Linked DNA regions of Mus musculus: regions 1, 3, 4 and 5 are each linked to region 2. A link is a loop called in an ENCODE intact Hi-C map of the cell type or tissue named here. Cell type or tissue: heart. All regions are shown on one strand.

Region 1 (5,000 bases), 65 kb before region 2:
CACTCGACAGCACCGCACACGCGACGGGCTCGCTGTAACGTTCAATGGCAATCTTTTCTTCTGGTTACGGATGAGTATAGGTCATCACAAACCTTATGAAAATCAGTTCTGAAAAGCTGACATCCTAACCTACCCAACACCCCAAACATCACTTGATCAAACTCCTGGATGGCCAGACCAGTCCTAAGTTGGAACCAGGCTGGGGAAAGAAGTGGAATGTCCAAAAAGGGAAATATGTAATCAGAGAACACAGACGCAACTTTTCTTCCCTCAAATATTAAAAATTAAAATTTCTTGAGAAAAATTCCCTGCTGTCTCCACTGCAGGAAGCAGGGGAGTAAAATTAAAACAAGAAACCAAGTGTAGAGGCAGGGAGAAGGGAGACGGACGCTCCAGACGACCCAGACAGAGGATGGCCCCATCACAAGGCAAAGCAGGGTCTCCAAGGCCACCTACAATTCTTACGTCTCTACCACCGCTAGTTTTGTTTTGTTTTTTATTAGGGTTTTTTAGTTAGGTTAGATCCAAGGATTCTGCATCAATTGAAGAAACTGATAGTAGTTTATAACTGGTGAAACAACTATTTTTAAAATATGATTATTGCTAGAGAGAAACATGCATGTCCTTAAAAAGGGGGTATTTCTTATAACTTAAATTTGTACTTTTAATATCTGTATTTGTTTATGTGTATGCGGTGTTCAGGCATATGGCATGTGGGCACTTTGAGTGTGTGTTTGTGTGCACACATGTGCACGCACACATGCATGTAGAGGCCAGAGAGTGACACGGGGTGTCTCCTCTGCTGTGTGTCACCTCACATGTTAACATAGGGATCTCCCATCATAACCCCACAGCTCAGCAAGGCTATCTAGGCAGGCTGCCCAGGCTCCCTCTGTCCCCACCTTTTGAGGCTGGGATTCAAGCAGGCCATTATGACCACAGAGCATCTACATGGGTGCTGGACATCCAAACTCTGGTCATTAAGCTCATTCTGCAAGCCTTTTACCCACTGAGCCTTCTCTCTAGCCCCTGTTTACTCTTCTCAAATACTTCCTAATGCTATCCTTATAAATATACTATTCACACATGTAATCTTAATGGCCTATCATTTCTTTTCCTTCAAAAATAATTATAAACTGGAGATGATCGCATTCCCCACAGTTATAATAAAGGTCTGAGCTCAAGGCTTCATCCCAAATGACTGCCAAGTGCAAAAGTCAATGGACAGTGGTTAATCTTAGAAACGTAAATTTTGAGGGGCAGCTTAAGGACACAGAAAATTGCTATTATTAGTGTCCGTATCATTTGATAAAAGTTACGTGTGACTGTCATAGAAAGGCAGTTTTTGAAACACAGCTTTAGGGTAAGCTATGGGCCTGAGTGCCCTCAGAAGTCTGTTTGTATTGCTACCTCCATACTAGCCTTTGCATGATAAATCAGCCTGCACTTCATTGAATTTCACTTTCTTCCTAGGGATATAAATAGGGCATAACACATCTCTCATCAATTATCATCTTTTTTTTTTCTCCTCCCTCTTTTCACTAAACGCTTTGGACGGGAAAAAGAGAGCCCCATCTCCAGAGCCTTCTGGAATGCTCTGGAAGTTCTCATCTTCCTCTGTCAGAGTCGGGCTTCCCTCTGCTCCTGCAAAGTCTATTACAAACATTAATAATACATGAGGGTTTTTTTTTCTGTGTGTCTCTTATATACCTAAACTCTTTGCCTCTGCATGAAGAGATCTTTTTATTTTTCAAATTCAGCTAGGAATGAGTCCTGCAGATATGTTTGGCATTGCCTTGCCCCACTCTCTCCCCGTGACTGTCTGACTCTGCCATTTCCACTCTCTTGCCCCTTCCTCCTCATCCTTCTTCCTAATGAGCTGAGGCCCTGTCCAGATAAGCCGGTTTGTTTATCTTTATCTTCTACCATCTCCAACTCTCCCATCTGTCAGGAGCAGCCCCTGGACGTCAGCTTGACTCACAGATTCAGAGTTAGTACAAGAGCAGCGCTGTGTCGTCAGGAGACCTGACTCGAGGCAAATGACTTCACCTTCCCTAGCCTCGGCTTTCTCCTCTTAAATGTGAATTGATGGAGACTGCAGAGACCTCCGACTTATGAAATAGTGTTCTCACTGCCTTTAAGTGGGAGCAAAACTAATATGAATTATTATTCCATATCAGTTGAAGGACTTATATTGCTAAATATAACTATGGACTTATATTGGGGTTTGACTCATCACTTACACATTGTGCATTCACTATGCAGAAATAAACAGGGAATATATTATTGCATAGCAGTGTTAAACGTCGGTTGTGTTTGATGCGGCATGATGGATAGATAAGGACCACTCACCAGGAGGCTCGGCAGCAACAGAGCAACACACACACTTCTTCTCTGGAATGCCGACTGCACTTCTGTCCTACATGCGGCAGTTTGCCTGCATTCTGTACAATGCTTTCAACTTGCCCGCTTTCCACAGTTTATTCTGACCTCCACCGTCAGACTGCCAACTCATCACCAACTTCTTACACTGCTTCAATCTCAGTGCCCCTTGGAAACACTTGTTTTTAATTAAAAGCCCTTCACTAGAATAAAGGATTAAGCAGATGCCATCATGGAATTTTGGAATAAGTGTCAATCACTGGACAACCATTTGCAAAGGAATTTTCATTACATAAAGGTCTCACTGGAGAATGAGCAAGATTGCACAACAGAATCTGAAGTCAGAACCAACTCTGGCAGTAACTGTGTCCAGTTAAATGTAGAAAAAATTAAATCGGGAAGGAGTTCTACTTGGTTCAGCTTGATTTTTTTAAGAGATTTATTTTAATTTTATGTGTATGGATTTTTGCCTGAATATGTACCACATATGTGCAGTTCCTCTGGGAACCAGAGAGGGCGTTGAAGAGGGAGTTGACTGTGACCTGCCATGTGGGTGCTGGAGACCAACTGGTTCTCAGCAAGAACAAAAGTGCTCTTAGCTGCTGGGCCAGATGACCCATTGGCCTTCAGACTGTATATTTTCTCTGAGTACTGATAGTATTTGGCAGAACTTCTTGATAAAAAAAGGAAAGAAATATGCAAACTGATCTTGTACTGCCTTTGTGAACCTCCCCAGAGAAAGGCTGCTCTGTGTGCAGCAGTTCCTGCTGAGCCCAAGAAACAGTTGGGTTCCCATCTTGGTCTCCACTCAGTGGGGCATTCTGGCAAGGCAACCACAGAGACGGGCATGGGGATCGGGAGGGGTGAGGACACCTAAGCAACTGAGGCTGAGATCACAAAGGCTCCTTCGGTGTTCTAGGACAGCTAAGAGGAGTTCTAGGGCTGTATATGTTATATCCGGGTATTATCCAAAGCTCAGCTATTGTGGATTGTGTGCTTGAGAGTTTAAAATGAGACAGAACTATAAATCACATGACTGGCCCTGGCACAAATGTTTCACAATTCTGTACACTCTGGCTCTGACTGGCTGAATACAGGCAAAAGGCAAGAGTCCTCTGGGGAGCAGACGCGGCACACCAGCAGTCGGCTTTCTTTTTCCTGTCCACGTTGAAGTGAGAGCCATTCTTCTGAGGTCTCAACAGCTCTGACAGTGACATGGACCATATGACCACCCCACAGGCACTGGACTAATACCTCACAAGTGTCACCTCAGCGACAGGGGAAGTGTCTGACCCAGAGCCTCACCTCTCCACTCCAGCTCCCCTCACAGAGCCAATGTGCTATTCACAGAAGAGTGTCATGCAGATGTCAAAACTCTGAGCTCCAGGCTGGCAAGATGCCTCAGTGGGTGAAGAGACTTGCTGCCAAGCCAGATGACCCCAACTTGATCCCTGGGACACGCATAGCAGAAGGAAAGAATCGACTCTGGCAAGAAGTCCTCTGATGTCCATACACACACACACACACACACACACACACACACACACATCCCGGTAGCTGTCTTTGCTGCCCTTCATCATGCCACACTATGGCTTTGGAGTCAGAAGGCAGGTTTCTCTAGGAGTCTTCCATCATGGGTTCCAGGGATCAAGCTCAGGTCATCAGGTATGTGTGGAAGCACTCTAGCCACTGAGCCACCTCACCAATGCCCTCGCTTAACAGAATTCTTTATAATTTTTTTGATTATGAACTTGTCATATCATGACATTTTCACCAGAAAATGCTGTGAGTATCATGATGTGCATTGTGCTCCATATATATTGGAAAAGAATGCAACCTACTTTTAATGAGACTCTCATTTGTCTGTTAGTGAGGACTCTGGAACTGTACTAACAATACTGCAACCTGGGTGGAGGGATGGCTCAGTAGTCACAAACACTGATTGCTCTTCCAGAGGACCTGGGTTGGGTTTCTAGCATCTACGTGGTTGCTCACAACTAACTGTAACTCTAATTCTGGGAGAACTGATGCACTGTTTCGGCCTCCAGTGACACCAGGCACACACATAGCACACAGACATACACACAGGCAAGACAGCCACACACATAAAAAGACATTAATGCTGCAACTCCTTTTCCTTCCTGCATGCTTTTCTCTCCTCCTCTTGTGCGGACGCACTGTCCTGTGGGGAATGCCTCTAGTATTCCTGTACATACTCGGGGGAGAAATTTAAAATTTTCATCTCTACAATCCATTAAAGAAAAAAATACATTGTTTTGAACTGAACAACAAAACACCTTTAAGCCTAAATGAAAGAACCAAAAACTAAATTTTGTTTTCACATTTTAATCAGATTGTTAAAATCCGTTTGGAAAACTGCTTTATATAGGAACACCAGGAGTGCTTTCAACACAGCCTATGAGAAAGACCTTGCTGGGATATATTAAATAGGTACTGAGTGGGAATTTAACACTTTCTTTAAAGCTGTACACGTTCCCAGCAGAATGTCTGGATTTCTCATCATCCTTCAGTCTAGAGCCAGTCAGCCAACTAAAAGTCTTCTAAAAGCTGTGTTAAGTGATTTGTGTACGTCGGCAGAACTTCTGTTTGATCCTGGA
Region 2 (5,000 bases):
GAGATCTTCAGTAGAACAATAAATATTAGTATTTCCAAGAAAGCAGGAAATAGAAAATATAACTTGTTTTTCAGAAGCAGATGAAAAGACAAAATAAATATGAAGATTTGGAAAAAATATACATTTGTCATGTTACGTAATTTAACAACTATTACCAGTGGAGCAGCTAATGACTTTGACAGCACATCAGCAAAAAGTGATTATCAAATATTTAATAAAATTCATAAAATATTTGGTATTGTATTCTCTACAATAAAGGACCAGTATATAGGATATTTGTTGAAATCTAGCCATCACTTTTATTAGCATAAGATTTCAATTAAATGGATGTGACTGGGATAAAGTGTTAGAATAGATCATGGGTAAAGGACTGGTGATGAATTCTGAGAACACATCTTGGTCCATTTCAAATGAATATTTAGAATTGGTACCCTTAGCTCCTGACACTGCTCTAAAATGTCTTCCTGTGTGTCTATCAACACCTCTTTGACTGGTTTTCTTTGTTATGATGCTTTTCAACAAAAATATATCAACAGGTTAGCTACATCATGTCCTCTAACTAGTGTTGACACTGATTCAACACAGACTAAGCAGATAAAGCAAGCCGATTGGTCACAATAAAGATTTTGAAAATGAACACGCTAATACAAAGTGTTTATAAAATATGTGTACATAGAACAGTAAATATAGAGTTTAAGGACCAGAAAGACATCACGGTAGACTAAAACTGCTAGCCAAGCAAACCTGCAGAGGCCAGGTCAATTCTCAGCACATTACAGGTGCAATGCTCCACATCTGTAGCCCACATCCCTATTCTAAGATGAGAAGTGGAGACAGGAGACTCACACAGAGCTCGTGAGGCAGCTAGCCTGGAACACGCATGCAGTACAGAAGCAGAGATAACCCGAGACCCTGATGAAACAAGAAAAAGGAGAGAACCCACTACCATCTAACCAACTGCCCTCTGACCTCCACACACTCACCATGATGTGCATCACGTGTGTGTGTGCACGTGTGCTCACACACACCTTCCCCCCACCCCCCACCCCTGAGACAGGGTTTCTCTGTGTAGCCCTGGCCATCCTGGAACTCACTCTGTAGACCAGGCTGGCCTCGAACTCAGAGACCTGCCTCTGCCTCCCAAGTGCTGGGATTAAAGGCGTGCACCACCACTGCCCAGCCACACACACCATTTAAAACATACATATTTCTACTCCATGGGTTTGATGAGAGTCACAGTGAATCTCAATGTTAATTAACAATGCACATACTTTCAATAATCATCATGTATCATTTTTGTAATTCTATGCCTTTTTCTATTCTATTCTTCTACAAAGAGAATTATTTTCTTTGTTCTGTTGGTATTTACACAATGGAAGACATACAGAGACGTACCAATAAAACAGAATACAGAGGCCCAAAATGAACTTTGACATAGATGCTCAAATGATTTTCAGCAAGGGTACCACACCACCAGGGTGGGAGGTGCTGCTCTAGTCAACAAATGTTACTGGGAAAGCTGGACTATCCACAAGCTACAGGCTGAAACTGGAGCTCTGTCCCACACTGCACACACACACACACACACACATGCACACGCACACAATCTTAAAACGGATTAAAGATCTAGCTACTGGGACTGGAAACTAAAACGCCTGGGAGAAACCTAGGGTATAATCTTGACCACACAGGTCTTGGTGACCATTTCTCAGCTAAACAACAGAAGGACACACTACCAAGGCAAAGCCAGGGCTGGGCACACGGTTCCGAGGTGGAGTGCTCACCTCACACACCCAAGGCTGTGGGGTCAAGTCTCAGTGCCAAAAAACAGGTAAGCATTCTGCATACATTTATTAAGCACTCATTTTTTTTAATGTACAGATCAGTTGGACTGATTGTAGAAAAATGGTCTTATGTTTTATTTGCCATTTTGTTCTTTCATAAAATAATTTGTATTACATTTAAGAATGATTGTGTTTTAGATCTAGTTTAGTTGTATTTATGGTTGGAATGTTAAGTGAGTCCTGCCAGTTTGAAGCCTTCTTTGGAGCGTACTGTGCAGAGGTCACGGTGGCACCTTTCCCTACCCTTCCCTCTCCTTCAGGGAAGTCACCTTTAATCCGCAGCATTTGCTGCTTGCTGCTCCTGGACAATGAGAGAAATCCACAAGGAAGAATGCTAAAGTGTCCGCCAACCAGTCCCGGAGTTTGGACTGTGCTGCCACCCTGTGGCCATTTTATCTACAAATTCAAATGAGAAGATCCATCTTTTGCTCCTCCCACCCCTCTTTGAGATAAGGTCTTGTGTAGCCCAGGTTGGCCTAGAACTGCCTACATAAGCAATGATAATCCCAAACTCCTCCTGATCCTCTTGCCTTTGTGTTCCTATTGCTGGGGTCACAGGCCTGAACCACCATGCCCAGGATCCTGGCTTTTCTGTCTTCTCCTCCTTTCTGCCCACCCTCTCCTTTCTCTCTCTTCCATCAAACTACCTGGCAAGCTCCACAAAGCCTCCTGAGTCCTCTGCCTTTCTTCACCTCAGGCTTGCTTTTTAAATCCAAGTCCCATTTCCCTGTGACTTACTATGTAGGTTTGAGCATTGAGAGATTATACCAAACTGAAACACAAGATAGATTATGTGATTAATTAAATACGATGTGCTCTAATAAAAGTTAATAACAGGAGCCATAAAATATAAATTACTCTGTCACCCAAAAAGAGCATTACCTCCTATGCAGCCTTCATAAGCGCAGCTATCTTGGCTATATCCCAAATCAGGCTGCCGATCACTGACTAAAATATCCAACCGAGTAAAGGTCTTTTTAAATCCGAATTCTATAATCTTTATTACAACTACATACTTTGATATGGATGATGCACATAGTTCATCAGAATGATTATGAGGGAGCTGGAAAGATGGCTCAGCAGTTAAGAGTACTGACTGCTCTTCCAGAGGTCCTGAGTTCAATTCCCAGCAACCACATGGTGGCTCACAACCATCTGTACTGAGATCTGATGCCCTCTTCTGATGTGTCCAAAGACAGAGACAGTGCACTCATTATAAGTAAAATAAATCTTTAAAAACACAACAGAAAGATTATGAAACTGGGAGGCGGACTGAGACAGCAGCTTCTCCCTCCTGCTAAGCATCCACCAGCAATGTTCTGCTTCAGAACTATGGGCAGAACTTTCTTTTGCTGCTGGTGGTGGTGGTGTTTGTTTCCTTTGGACAAACAAAGTTCAGGGTTATCCTTAGAATCCATGTAAAAGCCAGATGCAGCAGCACAAGCATCCATATTCAGCATGTCCTCCGAGACATCGGAGGCAGAGGCAGGGCAAGCATCCGTATTCAACATGTCCTCCGAGACATCGGAGGCAGAGGCAGGGGAATCACAGAAAGCTCCAAGGCCAGCAAACCCAGAGATGGTGGCAGTAAACACTGAAGCCCTTTCTCAAGCAAGGCAGGCCACACACAAGGCTGTCCTCTGAAGATGCAAGGGCACCTGACTACTCACTAAAGTCTGGGAAGCAAAAGGAAAGGAGTGTAGTGAGGAGACTGGCAAGGTACAGAGTCCGGTCCGACGAGATAAAAGGACAACCTCTAACATTCCACAGTTAATTGTGTGCTGCAAAAGTATGTGAAGACTTCAAATGTTTCCAACAGAAAGAAATAATAAATATTTGAAGTGACAGTGTGATGGTTTATATATGTTTGGCCCAGGGAGTGGCACTATTAGGAGATGTAGCCTTGTTGGAATATGTGTGTCACTGTGGGCATGGGCTTTGATACCCTAGTCCTAGCTGCCTGGAAGTCAGTATTCTGATAGCAGCCTTCAGACGAAGATGTAGAACTCTCAGCTCCTCCTGCGCCATGCCTGCCTGGATGCTGCCATACTTCCACCTTGATGATAATGGACTGAACCTCTGAACCTCTAAGCCAGCCCCAATTAAATGTTGTCCTTATATAAGAGTTGCCTTGGTCATGGTGGCTGTTCACAGCAGTAAAACCCTAACTAAGATGGTTATACCAATTAGCCTAATCATTACACATAAGTATCTTCCATTGTTATGTGATAATTAGAAATTTAATATATATTTTAAATATCAGTGAGCTTCCTAAAACCACCCAAGTACACAAGTGGATGTATTACATGGTGCATGTTTGCTGCTGCTTCTGGCTTAACATTCTTTTTTTTTTTTTTTTTTTTTTAGTTTTTCGAGACAGGGTTTCTCTGTGTAGCCCTGGCTGTCCTGGAACTCACTCTGTAGACCAGGCTGGCCTCGAACTCAGAAATCCTCCTACCTCTGCCTCCCAAGTGCTGGGATTAAAGGTATGCGCCACCACTGCCCAGCCTGGTTTAACATTCTTTAGGACATGATTTAGTGAGTATCTAACCCACCACTGAAGTTGCATGCTACACACAGGATGACCAACAAGTCTGTGGGGCTTGTTTCCTCCTTTTCCTGCTTGACTAGACCTATGGCATGCCAAGTCCTTTTTTTATTATATAATATCTCAAAAGCTTATAAAACTACCACATTTTTTAGATTTACTTAAAAAAAAAATAGATAAGATCTTACTAGCCCTGGCTAGCCTAGAACTCAATACAAAGCTCGCCTCAAACTCACAGACATCTGCCAGACTTTATTCCGTTCCCCAACTGCTAGGAATAAAGGCATATACCACCACACACAACTTTTTATATATTACTGTATGGTGGAGTATCACTGTTAGAACTAAGCAGGAGATGAAGTATGAGAATCAACTTTCAGTCATGAGTAAATTCCGTGAGGAGATGTTCCAGACGTAACAGCAAAACCAAGAAGGGCGTGATTCAGGCAAAAGGTAGGTAGGGAAGGATGAGATCCAACAGCGAATGTGCCACAGAAAAGCAACTGAACACCATTAGCTGAGAACGGACTAGTGCACTAGAGACCCTGGGAAACACAGAGCCCAAGAGAACACAGCCAGCCTCCAGGGAGCCCCGTGGCTGGGAGAGG
Region 3 (5,000 bases), 110 kb before region 2:
TGGAAGATGAGAGTATTCCAAGTAGAAAAGGGAGGATCATCACAGACCACACAGACCATGAAGGCCACTCGTAGCCATCACAGTACTTTGTGATGTGCCCCAAGGGCATTCCAAGAGCACTACTTAGTACACAGGGAAGACTGCCCACATCTGTGTTAGGGTACTGTGGCTGAAATTTAGCAGCACCTGAGTAGGTCACAAGTACCTAGCATTCAGTCCTAACTACTTAACCGGCTGGACTTATGCCTACTTGCAGGTATAAGTATTGAGGCCTCTAGTGCTTTCTGCTGCTTTGTAACTTATAATATCTGCTGCATACACCCCCTTGATTGTCTCTCCCTTTCAAAGTGAAAGTATTATTAGCTCCATTTTATGTGAAAAGAAACAGAAACATCAATAACTCATACAATATAAATGCTGGACCATAGTCAAAATTCCAAGTCTTTTGACTTCAAATATAGCAATTTCAAAAGACTTTTTTCCTTAGGTCATTTACATAGAAACACCTTTGCTAGTATATATTATTTCCATTATTTGTGAGCTATAGCATCTTAGGAATTGCATTAGTGCTCCATCCCCTCTGGGAACTGGAATGTACTTACCAGAACTCAAGAACTATGCTCTCAGTAGCTCTCTCCAGGGTTTTCTATCTTCCTGCCAGCACCACTGTCCCGCTGACATCACATAACTGGCTGGTGTGGCCACCCCGTTTGTTCTCTCACATAGGCATGAAGACGGGGGTCATCCTAGTACATGTGTTGTGTTAGCAACTACATGTGCTATAGGGAGCCAAGCTCTCGATCTTACAGGTTAAATCTGGGCGTGGCCATGCTCGTCAGTAGGTTCAGCTACTCCAGAGGCTGAGGTGAGAGTCAGAGACCAGTGTGAGCATCATAGCAAAACACCCATGTTGAAAGGAGAGAAAGAGAAACGAAAGGAGAGGTGGAATGAGAGGGATGAGGACTTAAGATAGAGCCTGAAGGAAGAGCAAGTTGACTGCCCTCACCAGTCACGTGAGAAATGCGGTCCGTCGTGTAGCATGGATCGCCTAGCGCCTCACTCACAGCCAAGCAGTCAGACCTGCCTGAAGCTATGCCTGTGATGGGAAGCAAATGACAGCAGATGAAAAGGCAAGTGTTCGCTTGGCCAAAGAACAGCATAGGTGAAGGCATGGATGTCGAAGAGAACAAAGGCAATTTCCCAGCTAGAACAAAAAGTCCTCTAACACGTGTGGAGGATGGGAAGTGCCACAGTGCAGGTTGGGAGCCGCAACCTTCAATGCAGATCCCAGGAAGACTTCACGCAGGAGTTTCATGCCAAAACCTGCATGGTAAAAAGACCTGACCAGGGCTAGAGATATAGCTCAGTGGGTGCAGTGCTCGCCTAGCATGCACAAAGCCCTAAGTCAATCGCTCATAACTCAGGCATGGTGGTACTGGCCTGTGATCGATCCCAGTTCTTGGGAAACAGAGGCAGGACGATCAGAAGCTCAAAACAATTCCTAGTAACATAGTGCGCTCAAGGCCAGCCTGGGCTGTGCGAGACCTTGTGTCAAATAAGTAAATAAATAAATAATCAGCTAGATGGCTAAGTGGGTAAAGCCTCTTGCTGCCAAGCCTTATGAGCCGAGTTTGTCTCCAGAACCCATATGGTAGAGGGAGAGAGCCAACTTCTGCAAGTTGTTCTCTGACCTCCACATGCTCGTGGTGGCATGAGGAAACACACACACACTAAATGTATTACAACACATTTAATAAAGAAATGTGTGTGTGCACGCATGGGGGGGGGGGGGGAGAATGAACAGACATGACCACGGCCTGACAAAGGTTAGAACAGCAAACCAGGGAAATGCCTTGTAAGCCACTTCTATTAAGTTCGACTTTTTAGAAAGCCCCACTTTAAAAAGTGAAAAAGGACAGTTAAAGCTGACGTTTTTATGAATTACTTTTAGTGATTTTACTGCTATAATTTTCCTGCCTTACGGGGTTTAAGGAGGCACAGAGGGAAGTGACCATGAGTTCCTCAGGAAGGTGTGATGGTCGATTTTAATGTCAATTTGCAGATATTTAGAATTCCCTGGAAGAACTATCCTGACTGCCTACAATGATCTGGGAAGACCCACCCTAAATGTGTGCAGAACCTTCTAGAAGCAGCCCAGAAAACAAAAGGCACAGCCCAAGAAAGACACCCCTTCCCTGCTGCTGCTTGGTCTTCCCTCTCATTTGTTGATTTGCCTGACAGCAGAGCCAGCGTTCCCAGGCTGCCATCACCGAGTAAGGACCAGGGCTCTCCAGGGGATCTCCAGGTTTTCTGTATCAAATTGGGACTCCCAGGCACCTGGCTTTGGTGACCAAGAAACTAGCAAATTCTCAGCCACTCCAGTATGAGACCGTCATTGGTAGGGATGCCCTACCCACTGCTCTATCCCAGCCTCTCAGATGTGAGCCAAGGGCTGTTGCTGTTTCAGTGCAAGCTGATTTTATAAAAGCACATGTGCACACTTGTGTGCACGAGTGCCACAGATGAAGCTTCCCTGCATTCCAGTTCACGTTCCACGCCAGGCTCAAACTAATCTCCCTAAAGCACTCCAGTTGAGATATTCCCTGTGCTCATTTTTCTGCTTTCCTCTTTCGCCTAGCAAACAAAGATCTGACTCCAGCCAACGGTCTCCTCCTCTCCACACAGCTGGACTTCTTTGCTCCCACCTGTAAGCCCTGCATCTATGATCGGTCATAACCTTAAGCACAAGGAATGAAAAGCCTTTGGCTCAGCGTTCTGGAATGGAGCATCCAGCCATCTTTTGTGCTAGACAGGCCCCATGTTCCAGGCCTGATTCCTGGCTTGGCTTTCTGCCTGGTCCCTCTGTGGCTATGGCCCAGCTTCTCGATTTCCATTCTGCCCTCTCCTCCCAGAGCTTGGAAGTCAGCCCACAAACCTGAGCGGCGTGTCTGGAGCCTGCTAACTGCTGACACACATTTTATTCCCTCCTTCCTGACTGCATTTCCAAGTGCCACCTGTTCCTACACTGCTCAGGCCCTGCCCCTTCCCTCCAGCTCTACTTGCCTAGCTGATGGCCTGTCACCCTGTCATATTCTTCTGCAACCCCTTCCAGTGCCTGGCCTGCCAGCTTAGACTTTCTGAAGTTCCTGCCCCAAACTCTGTGTAGGTCTAGACTCTGTTGCGTGTACTGAGCACAGCCATTTTAAACAATGGCTTAAGCCACAGCAAAAGAGCATAAAGCCATAGAGGTTAGAGTCCCCAACATGTCACTAAAAATGATTCCTTGAATGTTTATATATCCTTCCCTCCAGCTAAATTATCTCATTGTTATTTGCGCCCCCCCCCCATTCCCTATGCTTACAGACTCTCCAGTTTAGTCCTGCAAACCCCGAAGTCTAGAGAAGGCTTTCTTCAATGACTTCCCACGTGGACATTCCTAATGCACAGTATGCTCAAAGAAGTGGCAGACCATAGTACACTCCTACGCTGGCTGGAAATTCCATCTCCCCCTGATCGCTTGTGACCCATTATCTAGGCTCCTATTTGGAATTTTATTGCATTCTTTCTTATTTTACATGTCTTATCTCAATGAGGATATAAATAAATATCCTGGGAATAAGATCCATGTCTGATTTCTTAGCACAGCAAATACAGGAGTAAGGAGGATGGGGAAGGGGGAGGAAAAGGCAGAAGAGCCTTGGCTTAATTTCACAGCATGAGAAACAGTTCAGAGTCCATGTCTGACCGAGCGAGCTTACACTGAGTTTCTGCTTAGCAGTCTCCATCCAGTCACTCCTGAAGCACGGGGTCTCACAACTCTACCCTCCCCTCAATATCCTGTAGAAACCAGACAGTAGCAAAAGGCACAGGAGACCCACACGTGTTAATACAAGTGGAGTTTCCAAGTGTGATTAAAGTGGATGGAGTTAATCCTGGCATTCAGCACAGCGCGTGGCTTCCTGTTCCTTAGAGCAATGAGGTCCAGGTGTGGAGACCACAATGCTTTTAACTTTGTCCATGTCCACGCCCGCTGTGTGAATAGGGAGCATGATGCTTACTGCGTATCACTGATTTGTACTCCCCTCTCCTCCCGAGTTTTCTCTTAGAATTTTCATAAACTTAAGAAAATATGACAGCAATCCCACCAAAACCCTGGGTAGAGGCTGGATCACATCCCAGCAACATGATTATAGTCCACCAACCACAGTCTTCTGTTTGCATTTCTCGATAATACTGACATTCAGATAGTTTTCATGTGTCACGTTGCTATTTGACTGTATGTATACAGTGCCCACACCTAGATCATGAGCCCGAAAAGGCTATGGTCAGGAGTCCTACAGTGCCAGACAGACATCACGAATCTGTTTTAGGAAGGAGCATTTGTGACTGAACATAGCCCTCGATTGCTTACTCATTCCTCTCAGCCGTCCCTCCTGGGAGACAGACAGGCTCCGCATCCCTGCTGAAGCTCCAGGGAGACAGGCTCCGCATCCCTGCTGAAGCTCCAGGGAGACAGGCTCCGCATCCCTGCTGAAGCTCCAGGGAGACAGGCTCCGCATCCCTGCTGAAGCTCCAGGGAGACAGGCTCCGCATCCCTGCTGAAGCTCCAGGTGCTGAGGTCCTCTGGAAGCATCAGAGAAGATTCTCTCCTGCTCACAGATTTGATGGAACTGTGTGTAGGCAACAGAGCTGGTGGCAGCCACGCAAACGCCCTTCTTTGGATTAACATGGGGTGGTTTGAGGTGCAGTCCTAGTGCCCTCAAGGCCAGTATGGGACAGATACCCTTGTTGGGTGCAAAGCTGGATGGAGACTCAGGCAGCGAACAGGGATGATTTGTGTATATCACATGTCTAGAAGCTAACCCACAGGCGAGAGTTTAAGAATAAAAACAAATATCTGAGAATACAATACCTTCCCACCTATTCAAAATGCATGTTTACACTCTGACAGAATAGGCACAAGCCTTGTGGAGTACAATTTGGCAATATTTATCAATATT
Region 4 (5,000 bases), 360 kb before region 2:
GTAAAATTAACTGGCAAAATTAATAATAAATGAAAAGATGTTTGCTTATTATATGTGAACAACCCTACATAACAACCCAATGCCCCAACCTCCCACACCCCAATAGCAAACCAATATAAACAAGCAACTTACTCTCCATGAGATCCAGGTAAACCAAGAATGCTATATAAACTTGGGTGGCATCTCCTATATCTAATTCCATCATTTCTAAATACTGAAAATCAAAACGGAATTGTTAAATAGAGAAGAAAATAATGGCTCAATATTTTCTTTCATTTAACAAATATTCACTAAATATATGCATATAAAATATATATACATATATGGACATAAACCATCTTCTGGATATAATGGAAGTTAAAAGAATGTAAGGTCTTATCTCTGCCTCTAAAAAAAGAAATCTACAATTGTTAAATACATCCATGCAGTCTCCCTTCATGCAAGAAAAACACTATCTTATCAATCACCAAAATCTAAGGATATTCAGGTCCCTTATATAAAATGCAAGAATATTTATATATAATCTGTGTAGTCTTTAAACCATCTATAGGTTATTTTAAGTGCTACATAATGTTTAGAAATAATAATAAAAGTCTGCACATGTACAATGTAAAGGATATTTTTTTCAAATGTTTTCAATTAAAAATTATTTAGCAAATCCTCCATTCTGGAGGACTAGCTATACTTAAAGCTGGTAGGTAAATGACAATTATTAAAAGCATGAGTTATAAAACAATAACAGACTAGGTCAGAGGAAGTATTCTCAGGGCATGAACTGGTGATCTTTTCATGACAGAATAGATGCAGTCAGCCTTGCAGGACTTGAGTGTATGGAGAAGCGCAATGGTCCAGTGGGAGAAATTATGGCAACCAAGAATAAGCTACAGAAAGTCAAGTCTATAAAGAATCATTGCCACCAGGAGCAGAAAAAAATTTAGATTTTCATTGGGCTACGTTATGGGATGCCTCAATTTCTCTGGCATCTAATTTGCATATAGAAAAAAATCTGCTAAATTCTGAACACCTCCTGCTCTTGAGTGGGAGTTATTTGAGCTTTAAAGAAGCAAATTACTTCTTTCAGACTTGCTAGCTGTAATAGGAAAATCCCAGGAATCTACCCCTGCAGGGAGGCCCTGGGCATCCACACACAGTGGGGCAGGTGTGGTAAGGCCCTGGCCCTGGGCATCCACACAGTGGGGCAGGTGTGGTAAGGCCCTGGGCATCCACACAGTGGGGCAGGTGTGGTAAGGCCCTGGGCATCCACACACAGTGGGGCAGGTATGGCTGATCAGATATTCCAGAACCTTGAGAGGGCAGACCTAATTGGCTGCATGATAAATGTGCAGGTTCAAAAGAAGGACTTTACGTGCCCCAGATCTCAAAAAGTGCTTGACAGTGGTACTGAGACATCACTTTGTGTTAGGCTACAAGGTCTAATTTGTTGTTCCTGGAAGAAAAAAAAAAAATCAGGAAGATTTGGTGGTTTATACAGCCATTAAGTTCAATGGGAAAAGAATCTGCAAGTAAGAAAACTGTCTAGAGGCAACATCAAACCTAGATGGAGTTTCAATGGGTTACTAATACTTATATAGTACTTTTTATGTCAGACACCTTATAAACATTACCCTATGAGGTTAAGTACTACCATTATCCCTATTTTTTAATGAAGAGAGGTAAATATACCGAGACACGTCAAAAAATTGAAACAGAACTGCGATGAAGTCAAACAAGTCAAAGTTTACCAACTTTGAAACAGAAATAAGATTCAAACTTGGGAAGTCTGAACTGGCCTCCATGTTCCTAGTCACTGTTGATGTCTTCTCTGTTTCTCTCTACATCCTCCCCTGTCGTTATGGTAACTAGTGACATTCCCACGCTATTGTTTATGGAGTCGATGATGGGAAATCAAAGAAAACACCAAGCATAGATGGGCGTGATGGCTCACACCTTTAATCCCAGCACTCGGGAGGCAGAGGCAGGCGGATTTCTGAGTTCTAGACCACCCTGGTCTACAAGGTGAGTTCCAGGACAGCCAGGGCTATACAGAGAAACCCTGTCTCGAAAAACCAAAACCAAAACAAACAAACAAAAACAAAAAATAAAAAAACCCACCAAGCTTCATGAAGTGCTGAAAGGTTCCTTTTTTAAGATTTGTATTTACAAATATTCGCTTTCCTTGATTGTTTTAACACACTTATCCGACTCAATAACTCTCAAAGGGGGGAGTTGCCATTTTATTAATGAACCAGTCCTGGAGGTCTCTGTACAGCCTTCATTCATTATCAGCAGACTGCTTGTGGCTTAACGGATACAAAGTTATCAATTTCCCAAGCAGAAGCAAGCAGAAGGTTATCCTTATTTTCCTTGAGGCCAACACAGAAAATACAATGTCAATAGTTCTCTGGCCTGTACAAGAACTTACTCAAGCTTTCCAAGAAAGAAGAAAAATTAGGATTCTGTCCCCATACAGAATCAAGATGCACACTTTGGGCCTAAGGCTAAGTGTAATACGACTGTGCCTAAATACATTATTTGCGGACTCCTAGATCTCAGCCGTAGTCCACAAACTGTTTCTGATCGGTTAGCTGTGGACTCAGCCCATCTCAGAAAGGACTACATAGTTAGGAAAACAGGTATTAATGGAGGGCTCATCAGCGGCCTCTGGGTTAAGAGTGGCCTTGGCAGCATGACAGGAATGGTGTTAATCTATACTATATAACTCATATAAACAAACAAAAATGACACTGCGGGCGACCAGTGGCCTTGCACTCGGGGGTCCCCCCCTACCCCACGCCGCGAGGCTGGCGTGCGTCCTCCGCCGAGACGCGGGCCGGAGAGGGAGCGCGGTGCCGAGGGCCGGGTCGGCGCCCTGCTGGCCTCGCGCCTCCTGACCTTAGGGTGTGTGCCCATCCAGGCGTCCTCCGGAGCCCATGTGTGGGCGCCGCCGCCATCGCGAACGGGAGCCGGGCCAGGCCCGCTACATCCCGGGGTAGGTTTGGAATCGCTGCGCTCCTCCATGCCGCCCGCGCAGAAAGCCGTGGTGCACCGCAAACCCCGCTCGGCCAGAAGCAGACGGTCCAGCGCGCGGGAGTTCCGCTTCCCGCCGCGCACACTGGGCGGAGAGTTGGCCGGGCCACGCCCTCTGACTAGGGACCGGCACCAGCGCGGATGAGCTCCGCCCCCTCCACCTTCCCTCTTCACCACCTCCAGTCTGGGCAGGTTGTAGGGTAGAGAAAGTTAACTAATAACCTGAATTCAGAATTCTTCAGCCCTTCATAAACCCGTGCTCTCTAGCTTGAGAAATGAAGGATTCTTAACCCGTCTTTGCCTTCAATTCCTGGGAGCAGAAAAAGACCCCATTCAATGCCCTGCTGTCGAAGTTTAAAATTAAAACACAGTTGTAAAGCAAGTCCATCTTTCAAGATTAGAAAAAAACATGAAGTGTTGAACGGGTACTGAGAACTAACGTAAACAAATGACTTAAAAAGCCAAAGATGTGACCCTTCAGACTGATGGGTAGGACATGGCAAGTGGGTTTGGATTTACCCTGAGTAAGAAAGGAGCCAGTGGAGGTTCCTGGTATTAAGAGGAGTGGTTACAAAGCCACTATATTAACCAAGACCAAAAAGGCTTCCAAAATTAAAAAAGTACCAGGCAAAAGAAAACTTGTGATTCAAAACGCAGTAGATTAAGAATCTTGTGTTGAACCAGGCAGTGGTGGCCCACGCCTTTAATCCCAGCACTTGGGAGGCAGAGGCAGGTGGATTTCTGAATTCGAGGCCAGCCTGGTCTACAGAGAGAGTTCCAGAACAGCCAGGGCTTCACAGAGAAATCCTGTCTCGAAAAACCAAAAAAAAAAAAAAAAAAAAAAAAAAAAGAATCTTGTGTTGAAACAAAACTTTGATGAGACCATTACATCCATCAGCAATGAAATACAACAAACCATATTTTTAATGGATGGAAATCTCAAGGGTCAAATCTCAAAAATGAAAATTTTTTTTAAAATCCAAATAGGTATTCTGTAGTTCAAGATTACAGTTTTGGAAATAAAGATTTCCAGTGGGTGATTTTTGACAACCAAAATGGAATTTGGGGGGAAGAGCAGGTGAAGTTGCAGATAGATCAAGAGAAATCACTACAGATGAACAAAGAGTGAGATGTTATTTTCATAAGTGTGAGGGTGGCAGGGGGCAAAGTGCCAGGCTTAGTGGTGAATGATCATGATCTCAGTATTCAGGAGGCTGAAATGGGAGGATTGTGATGTTGAGCCCAGCTGAGTCTACAGAGTGAGTTCTAGATCAGCCTGGACTATAGATCAAAACCTGTCACAGTAAACGAACACGCAGAGAATGAACAACGCCTTAAGGAGTTGCCCCATGTTAGTGAACTAATAGGAGAAGGAGGTAGAAAACACTGAAGAAATGATGGCCAATTTTTTTCACAATTTCAATGAAATAAATTTGCCATTACAAAATGATAAAAAAAGTACCAATTAAACGAGACATGAGTTCCCATTGTTGAAGAAAAGAAAAAGAGAAAACCTTAAATATATCAGAAAACTAACTACGAGCAAACTCCACCTACAAAGATTCATATGAAATCATTATTTTTGCCTCCATAAAACAGCTGTTGACACATTCTCCCAAAAGCAAATACTACTAAAATTAGGAGGCTCCCTGAAGCAGCAAACACTGACACTAATTCAAGAGATCAGAAATGAAGAAACTCTCCTCTCTGGCTCCTAGAGCTTAAATCGGTCAAAGAGTTAATAGCATTTGGTTGCTAAACTGAGAATGGAGATCCTGGAACTCAGGAGGGAGATCTGAGAGTAGATTCTATGTGAACAACACTCCAACATCTGCAAGGGAAGATTTTCTTTTTTTTTTTTTCTTTTTTCTTTTGATTGGCTATTTTATTTATTTTATATTTCAACTGTTATCCCCTTTACTGGTTTCCCCTCCTATCCCATCCCGCTCCCACTGCTTCTATGAGGATTACCC
Region 5 (5,000 bases), 120 kb before region 2:
CTTCCCTGAATTCTTTTGTTTTGTCCCTTCAAGGCCTTTGTCTAAAATGTACTTTTCCTGCTTCAGGGAACACTGGTATTTCTCAATTCCTTTGTTCCTGTCACTGTGGAGGTACACCACAGTACTGGCATCGAAGACAAATAGCACAAGTTGACCATTTGCCTTTCCAAAATTCTACAAACTAAGAGAGTAGTTAAATAAAACTAATTTTTAATGTCTCTTCCAGTCCTGGACCTTTATGTTTCTGTGTTGTAGCTGAAGTCACTTTCCTGTGAGAGTTTCAAGTCGACAGAACGGCCCAACTTAGATATCATTGTAAAGAAAAGGTAGGTCAAAAATGTAATGCTATTGTCAATATACACTGACAGCATTGCCAGTGGGCCAGGCTACCATTGTATGTGTAAGTAAACCAGGCCTAGATCATCCTCAGCATCTATCTTAGGACTGACATAGTAATTTCCTAAAATGATCACAAACTAAGCACAAACTTAATCAAAATAGAATTGTATGACTTATGTGTTTGGGTTTATGTTCTCATTACCTTATTTAGATGTATTAGTTTTAAGTGTATGGGTGTTTCGCCTGCATGAAGGTATGTGATTTGCATGTGTGCCTGGTGCCCACTGAGGTCAGAAGAAGGCACTAGATGCCCCGGGAACTAGAATTACAGATGGTAGAGAGCCACCATGTGGGTTCTGAGAACCAAACCCAGGTTCTCTGCTGGAGCAACAAGTGCTTTTAACAACTGGCCATCTTTCTGACTCAAGCATGTAATTATTTAGCTTCACTTCCTAGAACTGAGTATTAATTATCCTGAGATTTTAGCACTAGAAAAATAGAAAAATTATACTCCATCTTTTGAAACTTGGTTTGGTTTAGGGCTGCTGCTGCTGCTGCTGCTGCTGCTTCTGTTTAGAGGGGTTTTGTGCAGCCCAGGCTGGTCTTTAAATCACTATGTAGCAGAGGATGGCCTTGAATTCCTGATGTTCCTGAGTGCTAGGCTCGCAGGCATTAAGCTTTTTGAAGAGCACTCCAGACACAACACCAAGACTCCGCCTACACTCACATGCTATAGAACCTCATACACATCTTTCATGTGCCACTTTACACATCCCAAGTGTCGAGCTTATCAATTAGATACACATCACCATAACACACCTTATAATTTACAGCTCAGGTTATCATTCAAAGCATAAAGAGGACCAGAGGGCTACGTTTTTCAAATCCCACACCAAGAATTATCCCTAGGGGAGGTATGCTCTAGTCTCCTTGTTCTTGTACACCAACGCTATCCTCAAGAACTACGGGAACAGCCTTAAAGCCCTGGACAGTTCTTGACAACAAATTTGTACCCATATACAAATTTAGCCTCTACTATTTCTTAACTACATGACCCCACAGGCAAGCGGGCAGATCACGCTGGGCATTATTTTCTTTGTATATAAAGATGAAAGACAGCATCATAATACCACCTTCCCCATAAAGTTGTTGTCAGATGCCAGTGCGCACGAAGCGTCTTCCCTGCCTTACCTCAACCCCATTAACTCTAAAAGTGTTCACTTTGAAGAATTCTGAATGGGTTACTGGAATGTAGGAAAACAAACACGAGGAAGCCAACTGGGTACCAAAGAAAAGGATTTCATAATTGCTGTGGCTCAATTGGTTGAGTCATATTAAATTAAGCTGGGATTTTTCAAGGACAAAAAAAAAACAGAGCTTCCTCACAGGATACCTAAGACAAGAAATCAAGTGGCATCCCAGGCTGAGAGGTCCAAGGACTGACTTTTGATGAGCAGTGTGGTGTCTGTGAGTCATTTGTTCAAAAGGAGGAGGATAGGATTCCTCTATGAACCAAAAACAAGCTTACATGATCTTTCTTCTCAATATTTCAGATCTACAGTTTACGTCAGAGCCAACCCCTCTGAACTCTATATGGCTATGGAGAGAGGCAGGATGAGAAGGGAAGTGGAGTCAATGAGCAGAATAACTGGTAAGAGTCACTAATGACTTCTGGCATCTAAAGGAAGGACGGTTTATTGGGGGTAGGGTCCCCTCTATTGCTCACACTACAGTCATTGCTACCATATCTGGCTAAATATTAACACTGCCACCCATGCAGCATTTTACATCGTTAGAAAGAGTAGAAAAGCCTGTCACAGTGGTGCATGCCTTTAATTGCAGCACTCAGAAGGCAGAGGGAGGTGAATCTCTGAGTTTGAAGCCAGCCTGGTCCACAGAGCTAGTTCCAGGACAGCCAGGGCTACCCAACACCAATAAATGCAAAGTCTATTTGAAGGCAACTGGTTTAGAGCTTATTAATCATTTACAAATAGCCACACAGGTCAAAACCATAGCAACATCACATTGAAATACTGTATATATACATAAAGCCCCCAAAAGCAACAGAGTGGTTGGTCAGCAGTCTAAACACAGTTAATGTTAGGATCATGTTCTGAGTAAGGTGCTTGCTCAGTAAGTAAAGACCTCTAGTGTTCACTGAGAAAGTGCCTAACTTTGCAGACTACATCTTCAATGTCACTAGCAACTTACCATCCCGGTCAACAGTGTCCTGATCCAAGCATAGTGGCAGGAAAATCCTGACTTAAGGCAGGTTGAGAAGGTCAATGCGGGGGTTGGGGGAGATCCAATGTCAGCAGCCACGGCTAAGGAAGATAGGGCTCCTGGCTTCCTGCCTTTGACTATGAGTCTTACAAGTCATATTGCCTCCGCTCCTCCCAGGAAGCCCCGTGCACTCCGCACTCATCTGGGAACACTGCTCCAAACCCTGTGTGCTCTGAAACTAAGGTTAGTAGGCTGCGATGCAAGCACACACTCCTCAGTGCTTTGAAGACCATTACCCACAAGTCCTGCCTCTCTTCAGACACCGCTATGTTCCTCCCTGTGTCATCTGTAACTACTCTCTCTCCACTCTCCCACATGTTCCTGATCCCACCGCCAGGCTCTCTGCCTTGCATAGTCCCTTCATTTGGGATGTGTTGAAAGATTCATTGGTCGAATTAAGAACTCACATGACCTTCCCCAATAGTTTATGGAAAGCAGATTTTTTCCGAGTGTCTGCCACCGACTCCATACTCTACAGGCAAAGCCCCAAGACTAAGTATATATCAGTCTACTCCCATTCTACAGAAAGGAGGTCACAATGGGAAACCTTGCCGCCCCTCAAAGGAAGCGGGTCTGAATGGCCTCTGAACTTCTGGGAGTGGGGACTGGGCTGTTGGCATCACTGTGTAAGGAGGAGAGAGAGAAAAGGTTATCTTCTGGGCACAGCGGTTTATGACACATGTAGAAGCTAGTAGTGCTCTCTGACCAGGTCTCTGTGTGTCTGTCCTCTTCTGCCACAACACCCCCAGCCTGTTTGCCAAATACCTCAAGATGTTTCCGGAAGGTTCTGAATTATTGACAGACTTAGGGAAGATGCTTAGGAAAACACAAGTCCTAAAACAGACCTGTCCAGCTAGAGCAAACACTTGGCCATCAGCAGTTTCCTTTTTAAGACTAAGGGGGAGAAAAAGGGGATGGGGGGGGCTACCTTGGCTAAATAATAATGATATTCACAGAAGAGCAAAGACACTGTTCCAAAGTTCAAGATCTCGGAAGCGCTACTCACCCCTAGCCATCTCGCTCCTTTATTGGCCGCCTGTTGAATCTGGACTCTTTTGAGGGTGACATGGTAAACAGCTCCTTCCTCTACCTCTTCACCCCAGTCCTGAATCGAGCTCTGCCAGGGACAGGATAAAAAGAAAGAAAAAGAGGGTCGTAGTGTGTGTTGTTGTTTTCTTCCCCCTTGGCTAACCACAATCTATCCCAGCTGCTTCCCTGCTTACAAAGGCTCTCCAAGCCTTTGAGTAAATCCTCCAAACAGAGCAACACAGGACACCCTGCAATAGGCAAGGCTGAGATTTTCTTGGCTGGCAGCCTTTTCCTGCGGTATCAGGAGCCTCCGACTTCTCCCTTCTCTGGTCAGTTACTTTTCCTAACCTAGCCACGTATCTTAAATCATCTTTTCAAGTTTTTTTTTTTCCTTCTTAAGGAAACTGTGGTTTAGTCCTGATCAACTCTGTCCACTTAAGTGAAAGGAAAAAATAACTCATTTGCAAAAACAAGAGTTTATACTTCTCAAAGTACACAAACATTTGAGCAATGTCGATGTTAAACTCCCTCAAACAAGTGTTTTAATACCAAGAGCCCTCTTTGGGAAGTGAAGTTGTACCTCTTTTTCTCCTCTTACTATTTTGAAACCCAAAAAAAAGTTATGTGGGGTATGGAAAGTTTTTATTTCCAGAAAGAAAAAAGGAAAAGAAAAGAAAAGAAAAGAAAAGAAAAGAAAAGAAAAGAAAAGCCCCTCTGGCAAGTGCCGAGAAAGCAAAACATCTTCATGCAGCTTCCACTGAAATTTACACAGCGACCCCCTGGATAGCCATGTCGCCAGCTAAACCTCGGATCTGTGTTAAAGGGCTGCCGCTGGGAAGCAGAGCGCGGCGCCGCTCCCCCAGACTGAGTTCTGTCCTTTCCAAGTTCTGCTCTCCTGACACGCATCTGCCTGTCCCAGACACCCCGCAGGCGATGCCTGAGAACACAGGCATCGTTTCTAGGGAGAAGAGGCACAGAGAGGGGAAGGACACAAAGCAGAATGAGAAAGCTCCTCTTAGAGAGTGGGGTCCGGGTGGCTCTGATCAGTTAGACAGTGCTCCAACAACCCGGCCCGAGAAAGCGGGAGATGGGACGAGTCCCCCAGCAGAGAAGCGTCAGGGGAAGGCGGGGAGCTGGCGTTACCATTTTAGCTTGCCAAAGTAATTTCATTCTCAGTTTTCTTTCCGGCACACGGACGCTGCATGGTGCGCCCTGCTCCGAGGCGGTCGGGGCGTCTCTCTGGCCCGGCTCCGGGTCCCCGCGCTTCCCACGCGCCTTGCTGCCCGACTGCCGCCGCCGCCGCCGCGCGCGACCGGGCCACAAAGGAGCGCCGGCCAGCGAGCAGGCAG

Evidence for each region. Peaks named below come from ENCODE experiments on the same cell type or tissue, not always from the same donor. Only the 100,000 strongest peaks of a DNase experiment are listed, where the experiment ranks them.
Region 1: it touches region 2 in a loop (2.2-fold over the local background); 3 of 42 quality-filtered maps call a loop at or near these places.
Region 3: it touches region 2 in a loop (2.1-fold over the local background); 3 of 42 quality-filtered maps call a loop at or near these places.
Region 4: a loop joins it to region 2, with 2.3 times the contacts of the local background. A loop is called at or near these places in 3 of 42 quality-filtered maps.
Region 5: a loop joins it to region 2, with 3 times the contacts of the local background. A loop is called at or near these places in 10 of 42 quality-filtered maps.

Annotation. Positions count from the first base shown.
Region 1 is chr1:152,679,305-152,684,304 of GRCm38, forward strand. It overlaps a transcript of Rgl1 not described here. Among named protein-coding and RNA genes, the nearest start is that of Rgl1, 57 kb to the left of the region's middle. In heart, a CTCF peak has its summit at 2,881; a DNase peak (open chromatin) is centred at 3,667; H3K27ac peaks cover 3,135 bases.
Region 2 is chr1:152,744,434-152,749,433 of GRCm38, forward strand. It overlaps a transcript of Rgl1 not described here. Among named protein-coding and RNA genes, the nearest start is that of Apobec4, 3.6 kb to the right of the region's middle. In heart, a CTCF peak has its summit at 2,232 (motif pointing left); a DNase peak (open chromatin) is centred at 2,218; H3K27ac peaks cover 358 bases.
Region 3 is chr1:152,637,889-152,642,888 of GRCm38, forward strand. It overlaps a transcript of Rgl1 not described here. Among named protein-coding and RNA genes, the nearest start is that of Rgl1, 15 kb to the left of the region's middle. In heart, no CTCF peak of the experiment used is centred here; a DNase peak (open chromatin) is centred at 2,863; H3K27ac peaks cover 1,191 bases.
Region 4 is chr1:152,383,567-152,388,566 of GRCm38, forward strand. It overlaps Tsen15 (tRNA splicing endonuclease subunit 15), which reads right to left and starts at 3,116. Exons shown (of 5, transcript NM_025677.3): 1 at 2,893-3,116; 2 at 133-214. The coding sequence starts at 3,018. In heart, a CTCF peak has its summit at 3,100; a DNase peak (open chromatin) is centred at 3,075; H3K4me3 peaks cover 1,201 bases; H3K27ac peaks cover 740 bases.
Region 5 is chr1:152,620,190-152,625,189 of GRCm38, forward strand. It overlaps Rgl1 (ral guanine nucleotide dissociation stimulator,-like 1), which reads right to left. Exons shown (of 18, transcript NM_016846.4): 1 at 4,795-5,000; 2 at 3,629-3,739. The coding sequence starts at 4,821. Among named protein-coding and RNA genes, the nearest start is that of Rgl1, 2.5 kb to the right of the region's middle. In heart, a CTCF peak has its summit at 2,966; DNase peaks (open chromatin) are centred at 2,692, 3,532 and 3,902; H3K4me3 peaks cover 2,948 bases; H3K27ac peaks cover 3,416 bases.